Regions from separate parts of the Homo sapiens genome. Here region 2 is linked to region 1. The links are chromatin contacts, found by Hi-C or POLR2A ChIA-PET in ENCODE. All regions are on one chromosome and are shown on one strand. The core of a region is the stretch at or near the end of the contact, and the rest is flanking DNA. Distances in the headings are between cores, read along the strand shown. Region 1 has its middle 48 kb from the start of LINC01267. Region 2 has its middle 19 kb from the start of LINC01267.

What was found. Hi-C counts contacts between places; a loop is a spot of excess contacts on that map. ChIA-PET counts read pairs that join two places held with the same protein, here RNA polymerase II (POLR2A). Pooled maps may share reads with other maps.
Region 2: a map of heart right ventricle shows a loop between it and region 1 (2.6-fold over the local background). The contact joins two enhancer-like sites. A Hi-C loop is called at or near these places in 6 of 168 maps with a recorded cell type or tissue (Caco-2, Calu3, ascending aorta and 2 more) and 1 of 50 pooled maps. POLR2A ChIA-PET finds 5 or more read pairs at or near these places in 2 of 52 experiments (MCF 10A and activated T-cell).

The regions. Positions count from the first base shown.
Region 1 is chr3:14,302,528-14,305,991 of GRCh38, forward strand. No RefSeq gene overlaps it. Among named protein-coding and RNA genes, the nearest start is that of LINC01267, 48 kb to the right of the region's middle. Within about 2 kb of position 1,849, at least 6 of the 41 ENCODE cell types and tissues checked have a DNase peak (open chromatin) inside an H3K27ac peak, as active enhancers do; they include heart right ventricle and prostate gland, where a contact is called at or near this core.
Region 2 is chr3:14,370,118-14,373,581 of GRCh38, forward strand. No RefSeq gene overlaps it. Among named protein-coding and RNA genes, the nearest start is that of LINC01267, 19 kb to the left of the region's middle. RefSeq lists an enhancer at 1,688-1,927. Within about 2 kb of position 1,839, at least 16 of the 41 ENCODE cell types and tissues checked have a DNase peak (open chromatin) inside an H3K27ac peak, as active enhancers do; they include heart right ventricle and prostate gland, where a contact is called at or near this core.

The sequences.
Region 1 (3,464 bases), core at 599-3,098:
CCAACACCCTTTTATTGAGCACCAACTGCATGCCTGGTACTAAGTGCCAGGCATACATCCAGGGCAAAACCAACAAATTCTCTGAGAGTTACATGTTCATTGGATGAGACAGAAAATAAGCAAATAAGACCATGAATATATACTATGTCAGGAAGTAGTATGTTCTCAGGAAAAAAGCAAAGCAGAATAAACAGGAGGTCAGGGAGAAGAGGGTGGCCGAGGAAGACCCATAAGAGGAGGAGACACGAGCACAGGTGAGTGATGACTAGGAGTGAGCCCTGCAGACAATGGGAGAAGGCTTTCTAGGCCAGGGGAACCCCACACACAAAGGCCTGGAGACAGGAGAGTGCAGCTATGCTGGAGGGGCAGCCAGGGGACCCACATGGCTGGAGCAGTGGGGTAGAGGGGTGGCGGGGAATGGTGGGAATGAGAACAGAGGTACCACCTGTCACCCTAATCCCCTATCCAGTCCTCAGCACCCCACTCCCAGCATCCACAAAACCACCCTCTGCCTTCTCCTTCCTTCTGCCCACCCTGAGGAAAAGGCATCTCTCCTCTTGCTCAGGGCGGGTTCCCTCTCTCCTCTGGGCTGAGTCCCTTCTCATCTTTCCTGCCACCGCAGATGCAGACGCTGGCTCCAGCTGCAGAGCCTTGGCCTCTGCTGTCGCCGCTCCTTCTGGGTCCTCCACACCCCTTTCCACCTACCTGGCTCCTGTTCAGCTTTTCAGATCCAGGCTAGGACCTGCATCCCCACAAAAGCCCTCCCTGCTGCCCAGGCTGGGCCAGCGGCTCCCTGGCTCCTCAACCACCTGCACTTTCCCTTTTCCACTTCTGACTGTTTGACAAGGCAATGAGCTCCTGGGGTCAGAGAAGTGCTCAATTCCCCTGTGTGTCCCCAGCTCAGAGCTTAGGGTTTGGCCAGATGTGCAGGCGACACTCCTGTGGCTTCAGGCTGAGGCCTCAGGCTCCCCAGAGCCTTTTGGCACCCTGTCTCCCTGCTCATCCCCTTGCTTGTCCTGCTACCCCAGGGACAATTGTGTCTTAACCACATTGACCTACTTGCTGCCCACAAAACTGATCTGGTGCTTCCTGTCCCTCCCCCTGGCCCTGAACTGCTACCACCACTCTCATCTTCCTAACCAAAATCTCCTCCATCAAAACCCAACTCCAGCCTACCTGGATGGGGGCAGAGGAAGACACGCCAGACAGGAAGGCCAGCGAGGCATATTCACTGTGTGACCTCCAGCACCTCCTCTTGTCTGGGTGACCCTCAGCTTCCTAGTCCACAGCCTGAGGATGCAGCGGTCCCCAGAGCACAGGGTGGGGGTGAGCGGCAGATGGCAAGACCCTGTCCTGGCTCCTCCCCTTGGCTTTGGGCTCCCTGAGATGCTGTAGTCATCTCTGGATCCCTCCCAGTGCCCAGAACTTAGAAGCTTCTCAGCAAATATTTATGAAATGTATGAGGACACCATACTTTATCGTTTACATTGGCACACACGTTATTGTGCTCTGTCCTTGCTGGCATCCCTCCATTACAGGCCTGCAAGCCCAGGTTGCTGGACTGAGTGGGCAGGGGATTGGTCATGAGCTTCAGAAAGAGCCCTACCAGACATTCAGGGAGGTTGTGGAACCCACCCAAGGCCACACAGTCAACAAATCACAGAGCCAGCCCTGGACCCCGCGCTCTGCAGAATCCAGGTCCTGTGCACATCACCTCCGTCCTCCCTGTGACTCTGCAAGGTGGGCCCTCTCGCTCTTTCCTTTGGCCTTTTGTTATTTCTGAGGGCTACAGATCCTGGAACTGCAGCCGTGATGGGAAGAACAGGACACAGGGTGCCCAGCAGGAAATGCCAGGCACTGAATGGAAGGTGGGGGCTGAGGAGCAGTTGGCACCTCTGTGCCACAATGCACCCCTGAAGGGTGGAGTTGCTTAGAGACCTGGTGAGGCAGGAGCCAGCTCCCCTCTGCAGTGGCCATGTGTTCACCTTGGAGCTGGATGTGGCTCTGGGCACTGCTTACAGATGGAAAGTGGCCAGAGTCCCAGGAGGGAAAATAAGCACTGTGTTGGTGTCCTGCCATCCCTCTTTGGTGTCCCTGGGCCATGACAGAAGGTTAAGGCTGAGGGCAGAGATGTGGTCTTGGGGCTTGGTTGCTTCTTGGCACTAGGAGGGAGCCTATGGGTGTCCTGCAGTGTTTGTCTGGCACTCACAACCAGTAAGGAAATTGTCTTCTGCTAGGAACGCTCCTGAATACTCAGTCTCCCTGCCTGCAACACACATGCACAGGCTTGGGGAGCCCTGGGGCTGAGAAATCCACTTCCAAGCACATATTCAGCACCTACTCTGTACCAGGCATGCCCAGCCAAAACGTCAGCTGGGGATGTTGCTGTGTGAGCTTGGCAAGCGCCTTCACCTCCTTGAGTCTCAGCTGCCTTAGCTGGAAGGTGGAAATAATGACCTCACCTGCCTCGCAATCCAGTGGGCAGAATTAACATGACTGTGGAAGTCTCAAGTGGGACCATTACAACTGCAAAAGCCCTGGTCAGCAACTAAGACCCTACAGGGTTTTTTTTTTGTTGTTTTTTTTTTGAGACAAGGTCTCACTCCATTGCCCAGGCTGGATGCAGTAGTGCAATAATAGCTCACTGCAGCCTCAACCTCCTGGTCTCAGGTGATCCTTCCAGCTCAGCCTCTGGAATAACTGGGACTACAGGCGCGCCACCACATCTGGCTAATTTTTGTGTCATTTTTTGGTAGAGACAGAGTTTTGCCATGTTGCCTAGGCTGGTCTTGAACTCCTGGACTCAAGCAATCCTCCCGCCTCGGCCTTCCTAAGTGTTTGGGATTATAGGCGTGAGCCACTGTGCCCAGCCTGAGACCCTATAGTTAAATCATTTGAGTCTTCCGAATCTCAGGAGAAAGAGAAGAGGGAGAAGAGTGCATGCTGAAGTACTTAGTAAATCATCCGAGAGAGATAAGCCAAGATGGGAGGCACGGGGGAAATCTTTCGCAAGTATTTCCTTCCAGCCTGAGGCTTGCCCTTTCACTTTCTGAAGGGTGTCTTTTGATGGAGAGAAGTTGTTAATTTTAATGAAGTCCAACATATCAATTTCTTCTTTCCCAGTTAGGGATCCTTGTGTCCTGTTGAAGAAACGCTTGTGTCACAGGGCCATGCAGACTGTCACCATGCTCCATGCCCAAGCCTGGCATCCCTTTCGAGTCATTTTTATATACAGATGAATTGAGGGCCGAGGTTCGCGGCTCTCCAAGCAGCCGTCCGGTAGTCCCGGCACGATGCATTGAAAACCGTTTCTGTTCCCAGTGAACTGCAGCGGTGGCCTTTGGTTATGGCGTACCACACAGCCATAAAAATGAGAAGTCACTGCCTCGTGCAACAGCATGGGTGAAGCCGGCCGACGAGATGGTAAACAGAAGGAGTACATGCCTGGGGATTCCATTTATGTG
Region 2 (3,464 bases), core at 589-3,088, 68 kb after region 1:
GTACCTTCTGTTTATAGCAGCCTCTTCTCAGATATGATGTGGTGTTTCCTTTTTTAAATATGCTGACCTAAGCTGGGCACGGTGTCTTGTGCCTACAGTCCCAGCTACTTGGGAGGCTGAGGCAGGAAGATGGTTTGAGCCCAGGAAGTTGAGACTACAATTAGCTAAGACTGCGCACTGCACTTCAGCCGGGGCGATAGAGTGAGACCCTGTCTCTAAAAAGATAAATGAACAGGCTGGGTGCAGTGGCTCATACCTGGAATCCCAGTGCTTTACGAGGCCAAAGCAGGAGGATCGTTGAGCCCAGGAGGTCAAGGTTACAGTGAGCTATGATCGCACCAAAGTACTCCAGCCTGGATGACAGAGCAAGACCCTGTGGCCAAAATAAATAAGTGAATAAATCAGCTGACCCAGCCCATAGCATCAGGTAGCAGGAGAGCTAAGCACAAGGACTCTGAGACCACGTGAGCCAGGTTCAAATGCCAGCTGTGCCTCTTCATTGCTGTATGCCCTCAGGTGGGTCTCCTTGCCTCACTTTCCCCACCTGTACAGTGTAAGGATAGCAGCAGGACCCCTGTCTTGCCTGAGGGCTATTGTAAAGGTTGATGTGTGCAAAGTTCCTACACCCGGGCTTAGGGCACAGTCAGGGTTCCCTACTTCTGTGAAGACGTTTTACAAAGTGAGCTGACACAAGCGAGCCTGGTGACTTGCAGACACCACAGCCTGCGAAATGCCAGCCCAGTCCACCCCTTCTGCCTGCCCTGCCCCAGGAGGCCTGCTGCTACCTGCCTACCTCCCTGGCAAGCCCCCGGCAGCACTGCTGTAATCCCCAGGCTGGGTAAACACATGATTAGGTTTCTCAGCTTTTGTCCTGTTACTCGGAGCAATTCTCAGGCCCTGAGCACTCCTCCCACCAGCATCACCCCACACCCTGACTCCCAAAGCCCTAGGCCCCGGGACCAGCTCAGCCCCTAGCCCATGCCTCAGTTTCCTCATCTGTGAAATGGGCAATGATACCTGCGTGTCATTCATGAATAGGCATAATGCTGTTCTTACCTCACGACCCATGGTGAGAAGTGGGGCTGCTGTCATCATGCATACTCACCATTCTAGTGTCGCAGGTATTGTTCACCTGTTGACTGAGACCTTTACTGAGGGCCCCGAGGGATGCCACTGTGCCTTCACCAGCCTGCCCATTCCCACCTCTCAGCCTCTTCCTCAGCTGGGACCCTCCCGGGAAAGCCCTTCCACTATCGGCTCATCTTTCCCGGCCTCTGAACATCCCACAATGTGGAACCCAGGGGCCATTAATTGCCACCTGGAGTGTGGGTTAGGGTGAGGAGGGAGAGAGCAGAGGCCACTCAGATCTGGAGTACCAATGATGTGGCCTTGGGAAGGCCACTTAACCCTGTGTGTCTCTGTTTCTGCATCTATAAAATGGGAACAGTAACCTCTGCTCCTCGTGAGGTTATGGTGGTGATTTTATAAGCCACATACCCGGCACATGGCCAGACTCCCGTGGCTATGCCCACTGGGTGAGAAGGAAACGGGGAGGAAACCCTGCCTCCATGAGGTGGCTTCTGGCACTGTATTTGGCCTTATTACATAGGGAAAAAATTTACCTCATTTGCACTGTCCGATCTGACCTCCCTGGGGAGATGCCCAGCACTTCTCCATAGCACCCCCATTCATTCTGCCTCCACAGTGGCCAGTGCACAGCTCCCAGACCCCCTATCTGAGCAGCTCCTCCCCTGCTCGAAGCCTCTGATGAGTCCTTACTGCCCTCAGCCACTCCCCTACTGCCTCAGCTGGTGTCCCGGCCAGGCCCGGTGACAAGTGATTCCCCATAAGTGCCTCATGCTCTTCCGGTTTGGCCAGCAGCCCAGAAGCCTCTTGGGCCAGCCCCACCCCATGACCTGCTGAAATCTTATTTGTACTTCAAAGCCTCAGGCATGCCACCCTCCTGGACAGAGCTGGAGACCTGGGATCAGCCAGGCCTGCGTTTATATCACTGCCCACTACTCACTTGCTGCCTGGTCTAGGCTAAGTTGCCTTGCCTCTCTTAGCCTCAGTTTTCTGATCTGCAAAACAGGTTCCTGCTGGAGATTAAGGATGATGTAATTTATTGGATGGTTCCAATGCTCTAGACATGCAGCCAGGCATATTACCAGCAGGATTCATTTTCTCTTCCCAACTGTTCTGTGACCTGGGGCACAACCAGCATTCGGAAGCAATGACATCATGTATACTCATTCATCTAGTCCTCAAAGCAACACCATAGGAGAAGGACTGGGATTACCCCCACTTTATATATGGAGAAACTGAGGCACAGGATGGTGAAGTGAGCAGCCCGAGGCCACACCCTAATACATGACAGGGCTAGGATTCACTCCAGGCAGCCCCGCCCCTGGACCCTAGCACTCAGCCATTGTGTGACAGGATCTCTGAACATCCCCATTTTAGATGGTGGAACTGAGATCCAGAGGGAAAAATGACTCCCCCAGATCTGCACAGCTGGGACCCAGCAGAGCCCAACACACAGCAGGTGCTCTGGAAACATTTTCCTAATCCTACTTCTCAGACCTGGGGAAGTAGGGTGGTTCCTAGCTGACACTGTCCCTCCATTACCCTTTCCTCACCCCAGGGGTCCTACTGGATCCAAGCCGGACATGGTGGGCAGGGAGGAGTGCTCGGTAGGCTGAGGCTGCTTCAGCTGCTGCCTCCAGCTGCCCCACGTTGGGGCCCTGTGCCTGCTGTCTGGGGACGCGGCTGCTGGGCTCCCTGGTGCTCCCCACCCCCACATTCCAATCTATGTATCCCCACCCCCGTGTCTACCTGTGTGCAGTTGATTCTGTTCTCTCCACTTTTGTCCCTGACTGTATCTGACTCCTAGGCTTCTCTCTCTCTCTCTCCCTGCCCCCTCTCTCTCCTTCTCTTTTCTACTCCATCTTGTCTCTGCCTGCTGTCTCTGTGGGGTATCCACTCTCTGTCTGGGTTCCTCTCTGTCACTCTCTCTCATCATCTCTGAGATATGGGACATATATCCATGGTTCTTTGCCACAGACATTTGGGGCTCTCAAAAGTGAGAACGTGCAGCTGGAAATGCCTCAGAGACCACCTTGTTCCACCAATGGGCAGTCAAAGCCAGATGTGCCTTAAGACTTGCCTGAGATCGCTCGGCAGGTGAGAGAGGGTAAGAAATTTCCCCACCCCACGGATTCAGCCAGAGGTGTGCCGCCCACGGGGTCCAGGCTCTGCAGCCCCTCCTCCTCCTACCCAGCTCCGAGACTGCTGGGGTCTCCACACAGCAGCCCACCCAAGGCTGGCGGGTGAGGGCCAAGGGCTCTGTCTGGTGAAGAATAAACTCTGAGGAAGTTTTAGGGCAGAAGAGAACAACTGGACCATTCCGGAGGAAGTTGTAAGGGGGGTAGATACTACACATGTGCCTCAGTTCCTCCACCTGT